Linked DNA regions of Homo sapiens: regions 2 and 3 are each linked to region 1. Evidence: chromatin contacts called from ENCODE Hi-C or POLR2A ChIA-PET data. All regions are on one chromosome and are shown on one strand. Each heading gives the region's core, a stretch centred on a gene start or an enhancer-like site at or near the end of the contact. The rest is flanking DNA. Distances are from core to core; before and after follow the strand shown.

Region 1 (3,321 bases), core at 312-2,811:
TGCTAAATAATATGTTACTTTTTCTTCAATTCATTTCAGCTATTTCCAAACTATTAATCAAGTGAACTCCTACTAATTGCTTAGTCAGTAGTATTTACATCTGTCATTATTTGCTAATCTTTTGGATTTTAGAAATATTTGTGTTTTTTCCTTTAGCAAAGTAGAATGCAAATACTACACATCTTCTGATTTGTATAGATCCTAGTCCACGATGTAACTTTTCAAATGCAGAAATAAGCCATTTGTTATTTGGATAAATATACTTTTTCTGGGTATATTTTCCTGCAGATAAACTACCATTCAGAAAAGTTTATATTACATTTTTTTCTTGGTAATCTACTCCTATTTGGGGGGGGGGGCTCTTTTTGATATACACTACTGTATCCAATTACTATCAAATTAATATTATAACATGTTGAAATCATGAATATTTTAGTTATCTATATTTTCCCTTGCTAAGTTCAATTTCCCAATGATTAAAAAATGGTACTTTTAGTCTCAAATTTTAAGTTAAATAAACTAGTTGTTCCTGCAAAATGACTGTAATTCAAATGAAAATTGTTAACACGTTTAGAAGAACAAATAAATTACCTTAGTAAAAATTTAGACATTTTCTAGTATTATGTACTGTAATTTTACCTAAACTATGACAGGAAGGCAACAACTGTCACACATTTTCAAAATATATACAGCACTTCCAGTAAGATAGTCGGAACTGCTGGTATTTCTACTCACACTGATCATGTGAGGAATATTATCACGGGCATCATCACCTTAGAAAATAAAAATCAGCTAGCTATGCAAATTTTAAGTATTTTTATACAGTAAATTTTACATATAAGAATAATCTGAGGGAAGGAAACTGATATTTATCTCATTACCCTTGTTGCAGTTGGGTATAAAAACGTCCACCACTCCCATTTTGAATCATTTGCCGTACAGAAAATACAGGACATTTTAATTTCTCATGATGGCAGGTTAGGGAGAGAAAGGCTTGTTATTTCTAAGAGCAAGAAACTACAGTTTTATAGGATTGAACACCTGGAGGCGTAAACATTTTATAAATCACTGAATTCTAATTACATAGTAGTTTATACGCCAGATACAACATACGTCAAAAGCCTATCTTGTTCTAAGCGGGCAGCCATCCACCGGCGTCTACCTACCGAAGCCATTTCTGCTTTTTACCAGCGACGCTGGAACAGTGTTATTGTGGGATATGTTCAGTGTTGAACAGGCTCCCAGGGCACGGCTGTTACTTTGGAGGTTATGCTGGGGTACAGAAGTTAGGCTGGGGCAGGGCCATCCACCTAGGAGGGCCCAGCACAGTCTGGGCAACCACACCGGCGGGCCGTTTTGCTCACAGCCCCACCGCGCCGGGCAGCGTCTGCAGCTGCTGCGTGCGAGACCCAGAGGCTCCGGTCAGCGCGCCGGCCGCAGGGAGTGCGAGCACTTGTGAGCCCCGCGCCGGGCCGGTGAAGTCTGGTGCTGCCGAGCCCGCTTAGAAAGCACGGCCGCGCGCTGTCGGACGCAGGCCCACAGGCCCAGCCGACCCAGGCAGCAATTTTCCTAGCCCCGCCGCCGTTGCCAAGGCGACCGCCGCCGAATGTTCCCGCCGCGGGCTCCGCCCCCCGGCCAATCGGACCGGCGCTCGGTGAAGCCCAGATTCTCTTTGTTCCGCAGCCATTTCAGGCCCCGGACAGGAGGCAGTGCCGCTTCGGCCGAAGGCCCGAGCGCCCGAGGCGTCTGGGATGGTGTGGGACCGGGTAGGTGGCGTGAGGGTGCGCGGCCCCGAACTGCAGGGGCGGGAACGGAGGCTGGGAGCGCCGAGCTGCCTGACGCGCCTACGGGAGAGACGCCGGGCTCGCCCGCTCTCTCGGCGCCTGCCCGGCCGTTTGAAGCCGAGAGGCAGCGGCGGCGCGGTTCTAACCCCAACAGCTGCCCGCCCAGGCGCCCTGCGGGACCCGGGTAGGGAGCAGGCGACGGCGGCTCCTCAAGCGTCCGAGGATCCCGTTAGGGGCGGCAGGAGCCCGTTACAAGGGGCGGGAAGGGAAGGGTCTTACATTCAGGGGAGCGTTTGCCTCGCCTGTTAAGCTGTGGCGTTTGAGGGCCCTTGAGTGCTGCAGTCGGCTGCCCCGGGACGGCTGCCTTTCACTGGTTCTGGGCGCTGGCCGGCGCTGCCCGAGATGGGCCAGTCTTTGTCCCGCCCTGGGCCCCTCTGCCCGGGTCTCCTGCGTCCGCACACAGCGCCCATCGTCCTTACATGCAGCTTGCCGTTCTCTTCCTCCCGGCGGTTCTTTCTCCTTGGGGCCTCTTGGCCTCACGACATGTTTACATAATGTTTGTGACTGTACGAGTTTTGCGTGGGCTTGTGGGTTTTGCCCTTCTACCTCCACTCCCATGCGTACAAGCAACAGGGAACAGCTGCTGAGGAGCAGATTGGCCACCACAATCAAGCTATTTTCGGAATGACTTTCTTTAAAAATGATCGCGTGTTGCTTACTGATTTTAAAAATCAACTGGATTTTGCAAGGATTGCTTAGAGTTTAAGTCTGTTATCTTAATCGCTAATCAGGATGGTCTATCAGTAGATGTAAATGTAGAAATTTGAAATTGGAGGCTATCTACAAATTGATTTTGACAGCTGTATTAAGAAGCTTAATAACTGTCCTTTGAAACAGTAATGACTTAAATGATGAATGTGTAAGTGGTACTTTTTTTACCCTAAAGAAAAGATACTTTTAAAATTGCAAGATGTATGGTGTAATAGGTGTTTGGAAATGAAGGTTGTAAAATGGCTGTCCTGACGTACTACTCACTTTTAGAATAACAAAAGTTCCTGCAGCTTTTTAAGTTTCCCTGTTATATCAAAGCTTTCATGTTAGAGTGGTGAAGAAGCTATGTTTAGTGGAAAAGGGGAAAGTTCCGTTTTTTGGGAAAGGATCTGTTTTCCACTTTCACCTTACCTGGCACCGTAGTTGTTCCTAGAGAAGGCTGTGCCAGGATGAAAATTAGCAACCACAAAAGGGAAACAATAGTTTGTAGGTGCAGATATCTTTTTTAGTCTCTAGCTATGCAGTGCATAAATTTATACTAGCTTGGCAGTACGATTTTTACTTCATGCAATTTAACGTGAGCCTAATGAAGTACTAGTGTTCTGTTTTCTTTTTCCTAAAAGGGGCCGCCACCCTTGATGTGGCTGCATCTTTCTCCTAGTCAGGAATTATTAAATTCCTCCCACTGAAATATCTATAAAAATCTTGTTTGCACTTCTACCTCAACTCTCAGTGGCTTTATTACCATTATATAATGTGAGCAGAA
Region 2 (3,321 bases), core at 342-2,841, 680 kb before region 1:
CTTAAAAATATTTAAATGTGATCAAAGGATCTTGGTCATAGGATTCATGTGTAAGAAATGTCATAAATAGCCTCAATCAATTACTCATTTTTCATTTCCAAAGTTTTAAAATAGTTGACATGGAAAAAGTATTAATATGCATCGTATCTTGGAAACATGAAGAATTATCAACTATTCTGTTTCTTTACCAGCAGGTGGCATGACTTGTTGCTCTGCTGGTGACAATATAAAACCTAACCCACCCTATCACTTTAAATTGTTACATAATTAAAAGAGATTCCTAAAGTACTTGCCCCAAATATAAAAGTTGAAAGTTTAATATCCTTATGATATAAAGAGTTCTTACAAATAAATAAGTAAAACTTTAACATTTCAGTAGAAAAATAGGTGTAGGATATGAACATTCAATTTACATACACACAGAAGGTGGGTGGAGAAAGACACACATATACACATACCAAATGGCCAATAAACGTATGAAAAATGTTCAACCTCTTTATAAATTAAGGAATACAAATGAACCCAGGAAGATACACATTTTTACCTCCAAGTTGCAAGGTTTTAACAAATGATACCACTGATCACTGGCAAAGAGGACAAGATAGGCACCTTCATATTCTGCTATTTGGATATAAACAACCTTCTGAAATGAAATTTTTCAATATATATGAAGAGTCATAGAAATGCTCACGTACTTCACCCAGTAATTCCCTACCAGGAATTTATTCTATGGAAATAAGCAGAGATATGCACAAAAAATGTTATGTAAAAAAATGCTTATTGCTACGTTATTTCTCTATGTGAAAAACTGGAAAAAAACCTGAAGTTCTCAACAATAGGGCATGTATAATCAGTAATGATTAATCAATAGAATTCAGTATTTGGCCTGCATTATTATAAACCATATCTTCGAAGAATCTTTACTGATGTGTAATGTTGAGTGACAAGGGAAGGGTTCATGAAGGTATTTTTCAATTTGATCACAATTTGATACCAAAATAATTTTTGTCTTTTCCTTGACACCCAATTTCAATGACACCCAAATTGTAATATGGGTTATCACTGAGCAGTAGGTGAACAGGTTATTTTAATTTTCTTCCTTATCTTTTTCTGTGTTTTTTACATTTTATGCAGTGGGCACATAGTATTTTACAGTCAGGAAAAAGTATACACATTTTCAAAAATGGTAAGCCAAGCATTGGAGACATGAATCACTATCGCTTTTGTATTCCTCATGGAAATGAGATTCAATAGTAAGTTACGTGTCTGGGGAAAATAGAGCTCATTTGAGTCAGAGGTTGGAAAGCTCTTATGAATACTAACCTCAGAAACCTCAAAATAGTATGTGGTAGAATAATGACATGGCACGAAAAGCCACGGATGTCAGTCTGAGTTAAGGTTAGAGTAGATACATACAACAGTCATAAGAGAAAAAAACTTACTAATCTATGATCTCCAGTTCTGGTAACCTCTAGGGTCGGTCTGTGCCTCCATATCAAACCTTTATCACAGTGCAGTGTACTGGGGCTGCTGCAACTTGGAAGCCTGGGTTCTCGTTCTGGCTGCTCTGCAAATATATTTTGTACTTAACCTTGGGCAAGTCACCAACTCTCTGAACTGAGAGTTTTCTTCCAGGGCTGGATCGTTATTCATTTTTGGAGTTTGGCATTCTGATGCACTTTCTAGCCCTGCAAGGTAAGATGTAAGTCTCCGGGGTGTCTGGCCAATGCTGAAGCAGATTGAGGCTCCTTTTGGGCCAACCCTTGGATCAGAGGTGTCCGAAGTCATCTTGGTTCAGTCGTTTTTTAATAATAAGTTGCCGTGACATAAGTTATTGGAAAGGACCACAGTTGAGGGTAAGAAAGGCAGTTTGATTCTCTTGTGGAGGTTATAAAATGAAAGCAGAGATCTGTCCCTGAATATGAGGAAACCTCGTATATAGTTTAACAATGTATTTTTTTCTTACATAAAAATCTAAGTTTGAAATTACCATCAGACTAAATTTCATCCCATCTGTGGTAGAGATGGTTTTAAAATTGAGACTTTAGAGGCAGCAGATCTTTATCCTGTACACCTGATACATAAGAAAAGCCCAGTTCAGAGGACTTTAGTTTTTAACCTTAAAGACAAACATATTCAGACATATATTGTATAAGGATGTATTACAAACTTTTTTTTTTTTTGAGACAGGGTCTTGTTCTGTCACCCAGGCTGGAGTGCAGTGGCGCGGTCTCAGCTCACTGCAACCTCCGCCTCCAGAGGCTCAAACAGTCCTCCTGCCTCAGCCTCCCAAGTAGCTAGGACTACAGGTGCATGCCACCATGCCCAGCTAATTTTTGTATTTTTTGTAGAGACGAGGTTTTCCCATGTTGCCCAGGCTGGTCTTGAACTCCTGGGCTCAAGCAATCTGCCCTCCTCAGCCTCCCAAAGTGCTGGGATTATAGGCAAGAGCCACAGGACCTGTCCTACAAACTTCTTTTACCTTAACCATGGTATAGAAAATACAGGCTGATCCATGCATACATCTAAAATTGAAACAAAAGTTTAACAAAACAATGCCTATCCTTATTATCTGCAATGCATTATGACATTTTCTAGTCTGTTTTATTCTATACTATTAAGAAACACTGGCTTTGACCATTTCATGCTACAGTAAAGTATTGCAGCCTTCATTTGAAGAACACTGGTATAGAGGTTTTTGAAGAGGTGCGCATAAGGGAGAGAAAAACAGCTGCATGTCCTGACAACTATTAAGTATCACTCATAAATTTATTTTCAGCAACATGGGAAAGGAAAATAGATCCTTTCTTTATTAAGTTAATTGTGACAGAAACTGGGACAAAAATAACGTGGGAGGAACATGTTAAAAGAGGAGATTTACACATATCCAGTGTTTTCCAGCAAGAAGAATGCATCTGAAAGAGGTAAAACTGTGATTATCGAAGCAATCCTATTACACCTATGCAGATGAATGAAATCACCAACTTTAGGCAACATGAAAAAATAAAAGGGCCAAGATCAAAGTGGACCTGGTATTATTTCTAGCGTCCATCTTGGATTTTTCTTTTTTTGTCTGAATCCCCATCTCAGGGTATGAGTCGTTATGAATCAAAGGATCACCGCCCAATAAAACCATTCTAGACAGAAACCTTTTGGGGTTGGGGGTGCACCATTCTCCTCTTCTACAGCTTCCAGACCACTCATTGCCCATGGATACCCACCAGCCTCCCACGTTCACACGACTCCATCTGCTTTTTTTGGTGTCTGTGTCTTCTGGAGCATTGACCAGGCCAGTATAGGGTACCGTTCCCTGCACCCAGA
Region 3 (3,321 bases), core at 341-2,840, 630 kb after region 1:
GGGCGAGGCCTGAGCGGCGGCGGCGGCCTGCGCGGCGGCGGCGGCAGCGGCGGCCGGGCCCAAGCTGCCCCCGATGATGCTCTCGATGGAGAAGGGCGAGCGCGCCAGCGCTGAGGCGCCCGGGCCGCCCGCCTTGGCCGCGGAGGCCGGCAGGGGGCCGGGTAGGGCGGCGCCGAGCGGGTGCGGCCGGTAGCCGAAGGCGGTCCGGGCCAGCTCGGCGGCCGCGCCGTGCGGTGGCGGGGGCGGCGGGGGCGAGTGCGGGTGGAAGGCGGCGGCGGCGGCGGCGGCCGCTGCGGCGGCGAAGAGGGCCGAGGGCGGCGCGTAAGGCGGCAGCTGCAGGCCGTAGCCGCAGCCGTAGGGGCCGTAGCCGTAGGCATGCGGGGGCGGCGGGGGCGCGGGCGGGAAGAGCGCGGCGGCGGCTGCCGGGTCGCCCGCGCCCCCTGCGGCTCCCGCGCCGCGCAGCAGCAGAGACTCGGCGGCCGCGGCGTTGGGTGGGAGCAGCGGCTGCCGCTTGAAGCGCTTCCTCCGGCGCAGGAAGCTGCCGTTGTCGAACATGTCGGCGGACTCCGGGTCCAGCGTCCAGTAGTTGCCCTTGCCCGGGTTGCCGGGCTCGCGGGGGATCTTGACGAAGCAGTCGTTGAGCGAGAGGTTGTGGCGGATGCTGTTCTGCCAGGCGGGGAACTTCTCCCGGTAGTAGGGGAAGCGGCCGCTGATGAACTCACAGATCTCGCTCAGCGTCAGCCGCTTCTTGGGGCTCTGCAGGATGGCCATAGTGATGAGCGCGATATACGAGTAGGGCGGCTTCACCAGCGGGTTCTTGGCGCCGCTACCCGCGCTCCCGCCGCCGCCCGCGCCGCCGCCGCCGCCGCCCCCACCGGCTCCTGCCCCCGCCGCCGGGGCCGGGCCCGGGGGCGCCGGGGAGCCCCCAGCAGGCGGGGCCAGCAGGATGTCATCGTCGTCCTCCTCCTCCTCCAGATCCTCCAGCTCGTCCTCCCCGGCGTACGAGCGCCGCCGCCGCCGCCGCTGCGCGGGGACAGCCAGCCGGGGCCCGCCACCGCCGCCCTCGTCGTCGTCCTCCTCTTCCTCGTCTTCTTCGTCCTCGCCCTCCCCCACCACGTCGATGTCTGTTTCCTCGGCGAGGCCAGAGGCATCGGACATCTCAGTGCTCAGGGTCATAGCTGTGGCGCGGCGGCGGCGGGGCGGCGCATGGGGGCGCCGGGCTCCGGGCTCCCTCTGCGCCCCAGCCCGGGTCCCGGGCGGCAGGCCCGGCCGGGGGGCGCCACGCTGGGGGCGCTGCGACTGCGGCTGCCGGAGCTGCGCCGGGGCTGCCGGGTGGCGGCGGAGTCTCGCGCGCCGACTTTATAACTCCTGCGCCGCCGCGGTAGCCGCGCGGATGCTGCGCTCCCTGGGCTCCGCTCGCGCCCGGCCCGGGCGGAGGACTTGACCTTCTCCTCTCGGAGCAGCTTTTGCCCCGTCAGCTGAGGAGGGGGTGGCGGGGCCCGGGCGGGCGAATCAGAACGCCAGGCGCCCAGGAACGTGCGGGACGGGTGAGAGTCTAAGAACAGAGCTCGGCGAGGCCAGGGCTGAGTCCAGGAGAGGGCGGACCTTCCTCGGCTTATAGCAGAAGGGGGCCTGTCACATGGTGTGCACGTCAGAGCGCTGCCGAGGGAAGGAAAGCAAGCCTAGGAAATCAGCCCTTCTCGGGAGAGAAAATTCACCCGTAGGAGGGAGGCAGCAGCTGAGAAGAGTGGGGAGGAGAGGGGACCTCACTATTTCTTGCCAAAGAGGCTGATGCCCGAATTACGCGGCTGTCTGCACCGAGGGCCGCTGCACGAGTTAGACTTCCCAGCCTCCTCAATTAGTCCTCCACCCTAACCTCAGAAGCACACCCGCGACACTCTGGTTTGACCCCTCGACAGCCTGTAGGAGCCTTCCAGCCGGGGGATAACCACCCCATCCTCTGAGGTGGCCCCTGGGGGACGCTCTGGGGTCGGTTGGGGGTGTCCAGCCCCTCCAGATCGGGCGAGCGGCCCCCCATTGGATCTGATGCGAAGCCCCCCAATTTAAGCACGATAATAATTGTTTATTGACCCTTTAACCCATTCTCTTCGGTTTTACTCCAAAGACGTTTGTTTTCCGCCATCTGTTAATAAAAACGCTGTGAGACTGGCGTTTTACTCACTTCTCTGCGATTGAATGCCCTAGAGACTTGACAGTTAAACTAAGCCACTCTAATGAGACGATCTGACAAATGTCATGGGAATAAAGAACGTAATAATTGAATTCGGAGAAGAAATTGAAATTTTTAGTGAAAACCCAAATACACGCACAAAAATTGCACCTAGAAACTACTAAAAAGTTCGACCAGCCTGGCCAACATGGTGAAACCCCGTCTCTACTAAAAATAGAAAAAAATTAGTAGGCGGCGCCTGTAATCCCAGCTACTCGGGAGGCCGAGGCAGGAGAATCGCTTGGACCCGGGATGCGGAGGTTGCAGTGAGCCGAGATCGTGCCACTGCACTCCAGCCTGGGCAACAAGAGCGAAACTCCGCCTCAAAAAAAAAAAAAAAAAACAGAAGTTCGTTCATAATGGGGCTATATAGTTCTCAGTAGGAGGAACATTCTAGTCAGCACTTTGCATAGTAATCTCAAAATACTTAAATTACATAACATATACATATTTCTACTGAGGCTTATTAATAGAAACTATAATGATAGATGACTTTAAGATAAACTTTTTAAAAATGTGTTTTTGGAAAATCCTTAAATATTGTTAATCCTTTCTGGTGAGATGAAAATTTTTTTTATGAGATTAAAGTTCCGCTCAATTCAGTTTTCTTTTCGGGTGACAAGATAGTGGAAATAATTAAGATATGATGCTCTTTTAAATATACCTATCTTTATCACCAACTCAAACGAGCTATTTTGGCTAGTGGAAAAATCCTAATAGTTTGTTGAATTCACATTCACTTATTTGTGCATTTCCTAAAATGCTTCTATTTCAAAGAGGGGAGCTTGTCCCAAAAGTTTAACTTTCTGATTAAAATGACCCCTTGACAAGAACTAAGAATCAAAATTCAATGGCGTTCTGTAGGAACAGCCATCAGCTGCCCTTGTGTATATCATTTTATCGACCAAGTACTTTTCACATTCTGAAACGTGTCATTACTACCGCTGTCAATCACAGAGCCTCAGAAATAAACTGTTTCCCCATCTAAAGACCTCTATTAAAATCGAGTTTTTGTTGCTGAGGACTGCTACCACCAGTTACTCTTACAAGTGACCCATAAAGGCTATCATAGGTCTTTGAACAATCTATGA

Evidence for each region. Hi-C counts contacts between places; a loop is a spot of excess contacts on that map. ChIA-PET counts read pairs that join two places held with the same protein, here RNA polymerase II (POLR2A). Pooled maps may share reads with other maps.
Region 2: a loop to region 1 is called in a map of naive thymus-derived CD4-positive, alpha-beta T cell, with 10 times the contacts of the local background. The contact joins the enhancer-like site here to the promoter of TNPO1-DT in region 1. A Hi-C loop is called at or near these places in 1 of 168 maps with a recorded cell type or tissue (naive thymus-derived CD4-positive, alpha-beta T cell) and 13 of 50 pooled maps. POLR2A ChIA-PET finds 5 or more read pairs at or near these places in 2 of 52 experiments (BJ and MCF 10A).
Region 3: a loop to region 1 is called in a map of OCI-LY7, with 12 times the contacts of the local background. The contact joins the promoter of FOXD1 here to the promoter of TNPO1-DT in region 1. A Hi-C loop is called at or near these places in 3 of 168 maps with a recorded cell type or tissue (CD8-positive, alpha-beta T cell, OCI-LY7 and naive thymus-derived CD4-positive, alpha-beta T cell) and 7 of 50 pooled maps. POLR2A ChIA-PET finds 5 or more read pairs at or near these places in 1 of 52 experiments (activated CD4-positive, alpha-beta T cell).

The regions. Positions count from the first base shown.
Region 1 is chr5:72,814,987-72,818,307 of GRCh38, forward strand. TNPO1-DT (TNPO1 divergent transcript) reads right to left here and starts at 1,562. Exons shown (of 9, transcript NR_186518.1): 1 at 1,167-1,562. TNPO1 (transportin 1) reads left to right here and starts at 1,675. Exons shown (of 25, transcript NM_002270.4): 1 at 1,675-1,766. The coding sequence starts at 1,752. RefSeq lists enhancers at 1,242-1,321, 2,402-2,451 and silencers at 1,582-1,681, 1,722-1,941.
Region 2 is chr5:72,137,797-72,141,117 of GRCh38, forward strand. All of the region lies in intron 2 of MAP1B (microtubule associated protein 1B), which reads left to right. Among named protein-coding and RNA genes, the nearest start is that of MIR4803, 30 kb to the right of the region's middle. Within about 2 kb of position 1,592, at least 5 of the 41 ENCODE cell types and tissues checked have a DNase peak (open chromatin) inside an H3K27ac peak, as active enhancers do.
Region 3 is chr5:73,447,187-73,450,507 of GRCh38, forward strand. FOXD1 (forkhead box D1) reads right to left here and starts at 1,591. Exons shown (of 1, transcript NM_004472.3): 1 at 1-1,591. The coding sequence starts at 1,176.